2 separate regions of the Homo sapiens genome follow, and region 1 is linked to region 2. A link is an interaction called in ENCODE POLR2A ChIA-PET data of the cell type or tissue named here. Cell type or tissue: Caco-2. All regions are shown on one strand. Links, peaks and the distances in the headings refer to the core of each region. The heading gives the core; the rest is flanking DNA.

The links. Peaks named below come from ENCODE experiments on the same cell type or tissue, not always from the same donor. Only the 100,000 strongest peaks of a DNase experiment are listed, where the experiment ranks them.
Region 1: POLR2A ChIA-PET joins it to region 2 with 5 read pairs; 5 of 35 experiments call an interaction of 5 or more read pairs at or near these places.

The regions. Positions count from the first base shown.
Region 1 is chr10:28,783,119-28,788,499 of GRCh38, forward strand. The region is part of intron 2 of LINC01517 (long intergenic non-protein coding RNA 1517); the gene reads left to right. Among named protein-coding and RNA genes, the nearest start is that of LINC00837, 10 kb to the right of the region's middle. In Caco-2, for the core only: no CTCF peak of the experiment used is centred there; DNase peaks (open chromatin) are centred at 195 and 2,033.
Region 2 is chr10:28,681,866-28,687,246 of GRCh38, forward strand. BAMBI (BMP and activin membrane bound inhibitor) reads left to right here. Exons shown (of 3, transcript NM_012342.3): 3 at 118-1,067. The coding sequence ends at 536. Among named protein-coding and RNA genes, the nearest start is that of BAMBI, 7.0 kb to the left of the region's middle. RefSeq lists an enhancer at 2,010-2,918. In Caco-2, for the core only: no CTCF peak of the experiment used is centred there; a DNase peak (open chromatin) is centred at 516.

The DNA.
Region 1 (5,381 bases), core at 79-5,078, 100 kb after region 2:
GTTGCACGTTGACAATGTTTCAGGCCACATGCTGGGCTACAGGGAGGATAAGATGCTGCAGCCTGCTCCTAGGAAGTTTCCAGTTGAGCTGGCATTTGCAGACCAAGTGACACTTGCCATTGAGACGGGTGGATGCAGTGTCCTGGCTCGAGAGGCCAGACTCTTAAGTAAATAAATGACAAGACTCACGCAGTATGCAGTCTGTGAGCTGAAGCTTGACTAAAGAGTTCACGTTTGTGAGGAGCCTGGCATTCCAGGATAAAGGAAGAGGACAGCAGGAGAAATGAGAATGCCTGGCATATTTTGGGAGCCATGTATGGTTCCATAGCTGTGGAGGGTAAAGTTCCAGCAGGAAGGATGAGGACAGGAAGCTGAGAGGCAGGCGGTTCAGATCACAAAAGGTCTCATATATCTTCTTATATTTAGATTTTGTTTTTGTTCCCTACCCAAATCATAGGGGTGACAAACTTTCTAAAGAGGGCCAAATAGTAAACATTTTAAGCTTTGCAGGTGACCTACTTCTCTGTCACATACAGTTATTTACTTATTTATTTAGAGACAGGGTCTCTTCTGTGGCCCAGGCTGGAGTGCAGTAGTGGGATCACAGCTCACTGCAGCCTTGAACTCCTGGGCTCTAGTGATCCTCCTGCCTCAGCCTCCCAAATAGCTGGGACCACAGGTCCGTACCCCCTTGCCAGGCTAATTTTATTTATTCTTTTATAGAGATGAGGTCTTGCTATGTTGCTCAGGCTGGCCTTGAACTCCTGGTCTCAAGTGATCCTCCTGCTTTAGCCTCCCAAAGTGCTGAGATGATAGTTGTGAGTCACTGTGCCTGGTCACATATTTCTTTTTAAATTAAATTAAATTTTTTTTTTTTGAGACGGAGTCTCACTCTGTTGCCCAGGCTGGAGTGCAGTGGCGCCATCTCAGCTCACTGCAAGCTCCGCCTCCTGGGTTCACGCCATTCTCCTGCCTCAGCCTCCCGAGTAGCTGGGACTACAGGCGCCCGCCACCATGCCTGGCTAATTTTTTGTAATTAAATTTAATTTTTTACAACCCTTTATACATGTAAAAACCATTCTTAGTTCACAGCCAGATTTGGCCCATAGGTCATAGTTTGCTGACAGCCACAGGTGATGGGAAACCACTGGAGATTTTTAAGAGGGAAATAGACATGATTAGATTTGGGCTTTGGAAAGATCATTCTGGTGGCAGCTGTGCAGCAGAGAGACTGGGGGTGTAGGATGAGTCGAGGGGCTAGGCATATGTAGAAGAAGACCTCTAAGGAAGTTATTGCAACAGTCCAGGGAAAAATAATGAGGACCAGGACCAGGTGGTAGTGGCTGTGGCCTAACTTCTTGATAGCTGGGCTGAAGGGAGGTTGCAGCAAAGAATGAGAACGCCTTTGCACATATAATGGTGTTACCTCTCTCTCCTCCTCCTTCCCCCCAATCCCATGGGACATTCTTCTTGTCCATTTGGGGTGGGGCTGACAAGTGGTGGAAAGGCACCATTAGCTGAGGCCCCCTCTTTCCAGGCATGGCTCTACCCCATTGAGCCCCCCAAGATCTTGAAGCAGGACTCCCCTTTCCCATGGGCCCACTCTGCCCAGCTTCTCTGCAGCCAGCCCCCCGGGTAAGACCTGGCGTCCTGCCTCCTTCTCAGTCTGCATGCTAATATACGCTGACTCTCCCATCTTTGGGGACAAACAGTCTCATTTTCTCTCTCAAATAAGCATCTGCACAGAGCATTTGACTGCATCTGCCAGCCCCAGGTCTTAGCCCCAGCTAACTTTATTCTAATTGCCCAGAGTGAAAACTGCTATACTTTCCACCCCATTTCTTTTGTTCGCCACCAAGAACAGTCTCCTTTTTCAGGTGTAAAAGGCAGGCAAAGCAAAAGTGATTCTGGGTAGGGGTGAAGTCATTTCTTATCCTTAGCCCATGCTGATTACATCTTCCCTTCTTGTGGGAAAAGGGCTGCCTCCCAGCAATGTGTGTACATCCCTTTGAATGTTTCTTGTCACTTAGATTTCTTACGCTATTTACTGACCTGGCTCCGTGGGCCCATCTCCCTTGCCTTATCTGTGAGTCTCGTTTCTCTGTAAGAGTCTCTTTCATCTCCTCGGGGGTTATCTTTTCCCCACCAGGACATGAATACCTTTTTTTGTTTGTTTGTTTTTCTTGCAGTTCCCATGGTAGAATTCATGCCCTCTTAACTTTGGTTTCCTTCTCAAATACTTAATTGCAATTTCTTGAATTACTTCCTTCATAATGCGTTTCTCAGTCTAATAAACATGCATGCATTCAAATGCTCCAAATACATGACGGCAAACTCAGTTTTCTACTTTCCTCTTTTGCTATTTTGCTTGATCAAAATTTGTTGCTGAGTTTTGGGGATATAAGTGGTTTCTCTTCAGCTGTGCTTGGCAGAGGTGAAGGTCCCACATGATATTGTGTCTAGTTCTTGTTTAGACAACTCTGTTTTGGGGGCGTGATCACCCCCATTTGAATAATACTCAGCAGTGTTTTCCACAGAGAATACTTTCTGTTTTTCCCATAGCTGCTTTAGAGAGTAGCTCTGTTGCCTGGGTTTTTCTTTACGTTCTTTATTGTTTGCATACATTGTGTTATTCTTTGTATCATCAGCCTATTGTCTTATGAATCTATCCAAACATAAGAGTCAGATAATTATAGTTGGATCTTGAACTCTTCATCTGAGATGATGTGAATGTGGCAAGAGACCTCTTGGATTATCCACGTTGGTTCTAAATTAGACCATTTTGCTCTGTTGTCTTCATGGGTGGCAGCGATGATAGTGATGATGGCGGTCTGAACAATTTTTAGCTAATGTTTGTTTACCCGGTGTTTACCATATCCCAGCTATGGGGCTAAGTTCTTTATTTATATTACTCCATTTAGTCCTCATAAGAGCCCTCTGGATTACAGATGTTCATCATCTCATTTTACAAATGAGGAAACAGACAGAGACTTTAATGAACTTACCCAGGACTGGATGATAGCACCGGGCTTCGACTGTGCGTATCAGCTCGTGTGTCACTAACTGGAGTAATCGTACATACAGGTACATTTTATTTAGGCATCACCAAAGGATGTGTTGAAGCATGCGAATATGAGTTACAATACTTGGGTTTGTGTTGTTTTATGGTCTCACCCCTCAGTGCTCCCTAAAAGTATAGATGAGGAGTTTCACTGTTGCTGGGATTAGGCTTTCCTTAATGTATAGGAGACAACATCCCCTCCCCTCCCACCAACCACCAAATGGAGCCTTCGCACAACCAGAAGTCAGAGCCCAGAGCCCGCATCTCCTTTAGGAGGCACAGTGCCCAAGGCCCCAGGGGTTTTTAGGGACCTGCAATAATGTTTTAATTTCTTTCAAAATTAGAAGAAGAAAGCCAGGTGCAGTGCTCATACCTGTAAGCCTGATTAGACTCTCAAGCCATTTCCTCCCGTGTTTATCTATGGATTCCCTGCTTTCTCCATCGGACATTTACCCATCACGTTGGAGACACCAGCTTTTGCCCACTCTGCCACTGCCAACTCCTGGAACAGGGAGTGTAAGACGCAGCTCTGGGAGATCAGGTCAGAAGACCAGGACAAAGGTTTCTTTGAGCGTTGTAGCTTCACAGGTCTTTGAAATGCTACAGGGATTTTCCTGAGATTTATACTTAAAATCCAGTGTTTCTCAGGACAATATAAATTTTGAGCAGAACGGGGATTTTAGAGATGATCAAATCTAAAGTTCATTTCATAGATGTGGAAATAAAAATAAACACAGGGGGCTTGAATTACTTGTTCAAAGTCATACATTGAATGACTTCCAGAGCAAGACTTGAAACCTACATCCCTGACTCCTAATGGCATGCTTTTTACCTGAAGGCATTAATAAAATGAAGTCTAGATTGTCCCTCTTCTTTTCGTTCCTTGGATAATTCGTTTGTCTCCAAACTTTATTTCCGAACACGCCTTTGTGCCTGTGGATGTTCCAGACTTCAGATGACCTGTTCTCCTTGAGATGTCACATCTTTTATTGACCGTATTTAGTGGCATTTCTGATTTTATTAGTACACTGAAACACTAGAACCATCATCTTTCCTAACTGGAACTTTTAAAAATGAAAACAAGGATAATAATAGTCTGTGTTTGCAGTTCTGGTTTTGGACACTTTTAGATGTGTTTCCTGGGGAGTTTCTTTCTCCATTTATTGAGCTCTATGTAAGTTCTTTTATTTTATTTTTTAAATTTATTTGAATTTTGATATATAAACAAATACTTTGCTTTTAATAATTTCCACTTTTGTTTTAGGTTCAGGGGCACATGTACAGGCTTATTACCTGGGTAGACTGCGTGATGCTGAGGTTTGGTGTACAATTGATTCCGTCACTCAGGTACTGAGCACAATGCCCAATAGTTCACTTTGCCTCCCGTTCTTCCTCCTCCTGTAGGAGTCCTCAGTGCCTGTTGTTCCTATCCTTCTGTCCATGTGTACCCAGTGTTCAGGTCCCACTTATAAGAACATGTGTTATTTGGTTTCCTTTTCCTGCATTAGTTTGCTTAAGATAATGGCCTCCGGTCTTGGTGGCTCACGCCTGTAATCCCAGCACGTTGGGAGGCTAAGGCAGGCAGATTGCTTGAGCTCAGGAGTTTGAGACCAGTGTTGGTAACATGGGGAAATCCTCTATAAAAAAATACAAAAAATTTGCCGGGCATGGCGGTGTGTGCCTGTAGTCCCAGCTACTTGGGGGGCTGAGGTGGGAGGATCGCTTGAACCCAGGAGGTTGAGGCTGCAGTGAGCTGACACTGTGCCACTGCACTCCAGCCTGGGTGACAAAGTGAGACCCTGTCTCAATAATAATAATAATAATAATGGCCTCTAGCTGCAACCATGTTGCTGCAAAGGACAAGATTTCATTTCCTTTTATGGCTTTGTAGCATACCACGGTGTATATGTACCACATTTTCTTTATCCAGTCTACCATTGACAGGCACTGGGTTGATTCTATGTCTTTGCTATTATGAATAGTGCTGCAATACACATGCAAGCACAGGTGGCTTTTTGGCAGAACCATTTATTTTCTTTTGGCTATATACCTAGTAATGGGATTGATGGGTAGAATGGTAATTTGGCTCTTTCTTTTAAAAATAGAATGTGCTGGGTGCAATGTGGCACTTGAGCTGTTGTGGTCTTTACTGTGGTCTTTACTCTGAATGTCACACTGTCTCAAGGGTGTCGTGAGATGATTCAGCTTCAGGCTGTCAACTAGTAACTCCTTGGTACTGAAGCTTTGCCCAAACACCTGCCTACTTTCAGGGGCTGTCCCAGATCACAAGATTATATCAGCCTCATGCTGGTTAAATCTT
Region 2 (5,381 bases), core at 252-5,251:
TTGATTTAATTGTAAGCTTCTTTTTAATGGAATTCTTGGTTAAAATGAATTGATGATTATGAATATCCCTAGGAGGAGTTAGCATGGAGTTTGATCATTTTCTTTGTACTCCTTTAGGACAAGGAAACAGGTATCAGCATGATGGTAGCAGAAACCTTATCACCAAGGTGCAGGAGCTGACTTCTTCCAAAGAGTTGTGGTTCCGGGCAGCGGTCATTGCCGTGCCCATTGCTGGAGGGCTGATTTTAGTGTTGCTTATTATGTTGGCCCTGAGGATGCTTCGAAGTGAAAATAAGAGGCTGCAGGATCAGCGGCAACAGATGCTCTCCCGTTTGCACTACAGCTTTCACGGACACCATTCCAAAAAGGGGCAGGTTGCAAAGTTAGACTTGGAATGCATGGTGCCGGTCAGTGGGCACGAGAACTGCTGTCTGACCTGTGATAAAATGAGACAAGCAGACCTCAGCAACGATAAGATCCTCTCGCTTGTTCACTGGGGCATGTACAGTGGGCACGGGAAGCTGGAATTCGTATGACGGAGTCTTATCTGAACTACACTTACTGAACAGCTTGAAGGCCTTTTGAGTTCTGCTGGACAGGAGCACTTTATCTGAAGACAAACTCATTTAATCATCTTTGAGAGACAAAATGACCTCTGCAAACAGAATCTTGGATATTTCTTCTGAAGGATTATTTGCACAGACTTAAATACAGTTAAATGTGTTATTTGCTTTTAAAATTATAAAAAGCAAAGAGAAGACTTTGTACACACTGTCACCAGGGTTATTTGCATCCAAGGGAGCTGGAATTGAGTACCTAAATAAACAAAAATGTGCCCTATGTAAGCTTCTACATCTTGATTTATTGTAAAGATTTAAAAGAAATATATATATTTTGTCTGAAATTTAATAGTGTCTTTCATAAATTTAACTGGGAAACGTGAGACAGTACATGTTAATTATACAAATGGCCATTTGCTGTTAATAATTTGTTCTCAACTCTAGGATGTGGCTTGGTTTTTTTTTTTCTCTTTTCTTTTTTAAACAAGACCAAGATCTTGCTTATTCTTCCATGTGCCTGTGTAATTTTCTTACAGTGTGGAGTTTCTAAATGTATACTGACCATCTTTTAGTGTCTTACCCACATTCTGGCTATAGGATAACTCTGGTTTTAGCTTTCATCTAAGAAGGAGATCTGGAATTTATGTGTACCAGGTCAGATATGATTGATCAATTTCTGGAGTTGACCTAGCAAAGGTCATTTTGATCCAGGTGTTCCGGAATACCTTTTCCAATGTGTATACCTCCACCCAAAAAAGAAAAAAAAACCAACTAAACAACTGTTTTTTTGTTCAAGTCAGTCACTGTCTCCTTTTACTGTTGATTAATTGGCCAGTTTATTTTGTCCTAAGCCAAATTAAGTATTTTGGCTCCCCAATTAGCCAAACCTTACTGTACAACACACTTAATTTTAAACCTTGTGCTTCAACAGTGTGATGCTTTTTTTTTTTTTAATACTTAGAAAGCTTTTCTGTAGTGAACACGATACACCAATTGATTTAAATAACTGCTACTAGGTTTCATCCTCCCAAATGATCCTTTATGTAACCAAATAGAACATTGGCTTTAGCCAGTAACTAATACAGCTAGGAAACAATGTTTCCTCTTATAAGACTTTTTGTCCTGATAACATTGCCCATCCTGAATTTAAACGTATGCTTTATTTGTGTACTTCCCGTGCCCCCAGTGGATCTTTCTTATTTTAAATGTGAGAATATTATGCCATGGAGGGTATCTTCTGAATTCCTTTGTATATGTGAAATTTTTGCTTAAAAGTTAACCCGTAGGCCGGGCGCGGTGGCTCACACCTGTAATCCTAGCACTTTGGGAGGCCGAGGCAGGTGGATCACAAGGTAAGGAGTTCAAGACCAGCCTGGCCAACATAGTGAAACCCTGTCTCTACTAAAAATGCAAAAATTAGCTGGGCGTGGTGGCGTGCATCTGTAGTCCCAGCTACTCGGGAGGCTGAGGCAGGAGAATTGCTTGAACCCAGGAGGCAGAGGTTGTAAGCTGAGATTGTGCCACTGCACTCCAGCCTGGGCAACAGAGGGAGACTCCATCTCAAAAAAAAAAAATTACAGCCTGCATATTCGAGTATGGGGTTTTCTTTTATTAATATTAATAGACCACCTGCCCCAAAAAACTAAGCTGTGGAATAAACACATATTAATAAATGATAGCATTCGTACTGTCCCTTTTAAGATGAGCAGCTCTTGCATGCATGCCTTATATTTTATAAAAGATGTTAAGCTTTATGTATGTCAGTTTTTGAGGAAGCCAAAGAATTGTTGAACCCAACCCTTCAAACCTGTCAAGGGAATTGATCAAAGTTGTCTGTTGGTGAAATTTCCACCCTCACCTCCACCTCTGGCTCTTTGAGTCTCACTCTGTCGCCCGGGCTGGAGTCCGGTGGCGCCATATGTATCACTACAACCTCCACCCCACTCGCCACACACCACACGTGGTGCACACCACCCTGCCCCCTGCCCCGCCGCGGGTTCAAGCGATTCTCCTGCCTCAGCCTCTGAAGCAGCTGGGATTACAGCCACCCACCACCATGCCTGGCTAATTTCTGTATTTTTAGTAGAGACAGGGTTTTCACCATGTTGGCCAGGCTGGTCCCAAACTCCTGACCTCAAGTGATCCTCCTGCCTCAGCCTCCTAAAGTGCTGGGATTAAGGTGTGAGCCACTCTGCCCAACCCCACTCTGGCTCTTGATCACATTATAGTAGATTGTAGTTTAGAGATGAAAGGACTTCTTGCTCCTTGTACATTCTCATTTCATGTACGACATTATGCAAGCTCAGCAATTCTTCAAGTGGCCAGTTTTTATATCTGTTACGTAGTCAGAGTTTCTTTTCTCTGCTTGCCCTGATGAGGGCCGGTTCACCTCATTTTTTCCAAGTACAGGTTAACCAGGAACTCTGCAATTCTTTAGGAAATAAAACAATGAAGGATTTAAAGTCATGTGCTTTGAAACACTTTGAAATCAGTGAACCCCTTCCTCCCAGAGAGGCCTATGTCTGGACTGGTGTTACCACAAACTTCATGGAGGATGCATGCAGCCTCTCCACTTGATCTTGGGCCTTTGTTCTTCCTATTGTATATTCACGAGGCTATTTACAGCTCCCTGTACTGTGGGGAGGTGGCACTGTGCCCATGGCCTCTCAGTTTTCTGGGGCTCCGCTTCTAGCCACATAATAGGCCAGCCCTGCCTCTTTTCCTAAAAAAATCCTCTCTCTTGATATTCATTTAGTTTTTACACGTGTCCTCACCACCAATCTGAAAGTCAGATCCGCCTTCTTATGAAAATACTGCAGGCACCTCAACTTTGGATGTAACTAAGAACTACATATAGATTTTACTTTTGCTTCCCTGTGAGAGTGCAGAAGTTGCCAGGAGCCAGAGATTAAGGACTAAGATAAGGTCCAGGGTCTACCTGATTCAGTGATGTCAGAAGTGGTGGTGACTGGTTTATTTGTTTTTCCGTCTTAGAGATGTTTACTGTTACTCTGAGGTGTCACAAGGCCAGGCTAACCAGGAACAACCCTTGCTTAATATTGTCATAGAACTCCCCCCAAAAGGAATTTTCCTTTCTGAGTGGAAATTTGCCCAAACTAGAGACATGGGACCAAATTTGCCAAGATGATTTTCTATCTACAACTCCTTACATTCTACCACTGTTGAAAAAATTGATCTGTGCATGGTTATGTCTTTTATGTTATTTTTTTTTCCTTTTATTTTGAATGGCTTAGAGGCTTCCTAGAAATTGACTGGTGTGTCTCTAATTTCTGCTGAACTGATTTTATTAAAAACACTACACCGTAGGGGGTTTGACCTTATAAAATACCAAACATGTCTGCTTTAGAAAATCACAAAGCTTTCCTCTGAAGAGCTCATAAATCTGGTTTCAATATGGGTTGATTATAGGCTAAAAGCTTGAAAGCAGTGGCATCTAGTATCATGACTAGGGAACTGGCTCTTTTGGGGCCGGGATAGCTTTTTTTTTCCCTTACAGCCTCTAATTGGTCCTCTTCTCTGCCTCTCAGCTCAAATGTCTTTAAACCTCCACAGCTGTGCGAACTTCGGCAAATTATGTAAGCTCTTTGAATATTCACTTTTGTTGCCTGTGGTTGCCTGTGGAATGGGGGCCGTAGTAACACCTTGTAGGATTATTGTGAAGAGACATTGTAGCTATTTTCATTCATATACACAACATTCTTGCATAAACTGTGCCCACATAATATTCCTTAAAATCTGAGAACTTGTGCCCATTATTTGTACCGTACATTAATATTGCTTTTTAATATTTAAGATCTTTGCATACTTGAGACTTGCCAGTCACCTGCAGACTGGATATGGCATTTTAAATATTCATTTTCAATTTATTATTTTTGGCCTCTCATGCCTATTAAATAGGTTCATTTGTAATTGTTTCCTTCTGGAATAATACAGATGGCTACTGATGAGAATGTTTTAATCATATAAACTTACTTGAGTTTCTAGTATTTGATAGAATGAAGTTCCCTTGGAGTTTCAGCTGCTCCGAATGGTCAAACCATTGAGAAAATCAATGGATTTGATAGGTAGCAGATAATGTGTCCATATTGTTTGCGTGGCTTATGTCTGATTGGTTCATTCTCAACAATTGATTCTCAATGCCACAATCGATTACAGCCTGCCCCACGGGTGCTCCCAACAAAATACAAATACTTCTAGAACTAGTTTTTAGAACTTTGTGAATTTGGAAGTGGAGGAGTGAGTTAAAAATCATTTAATTACCCTGGATGAAATTAATTTAGTTACTCTGTGGGTCACAGTTATAATAGAAAAATTAAATGCTCCAGATACCAACATTTATAATAGAAAAATTAAATGCTCCAGATACCAACATTTATAATAGAAAAATTGACTGCTCCAGATCCCAACTGACTCCCCTTCCCTCTACCCAATTCATCCTGTCAATATGACTCTATCTGCTGCCTCAAAAAAAGCAGATCATTGATTTTTTTGGGGAATTAGAGATCCCATAGAATGACGAAATTCAACTCTCAAATTTTGGCAACTCTTTATTTGGAGTACATTTTACACTCTGAACATGTCCTTGTTAATCTGCTAACACTGCACTGTTTTGCAGCGTGGTGGTGTAATTCATTTGTCTGCCATTCCAGGAATTTGAGGATAGAATCAGGAAGGTGGCAGAGCTGAGATTAACCAGTTGGGGATTTACTTCTTCCAGCAAGGCAGCAATTTTCCAAGGGATGTGCTTTTTTAGAATTTCAGAGTATTTATTGCTAGGGAAGACCTATCAGCCAAACTTCT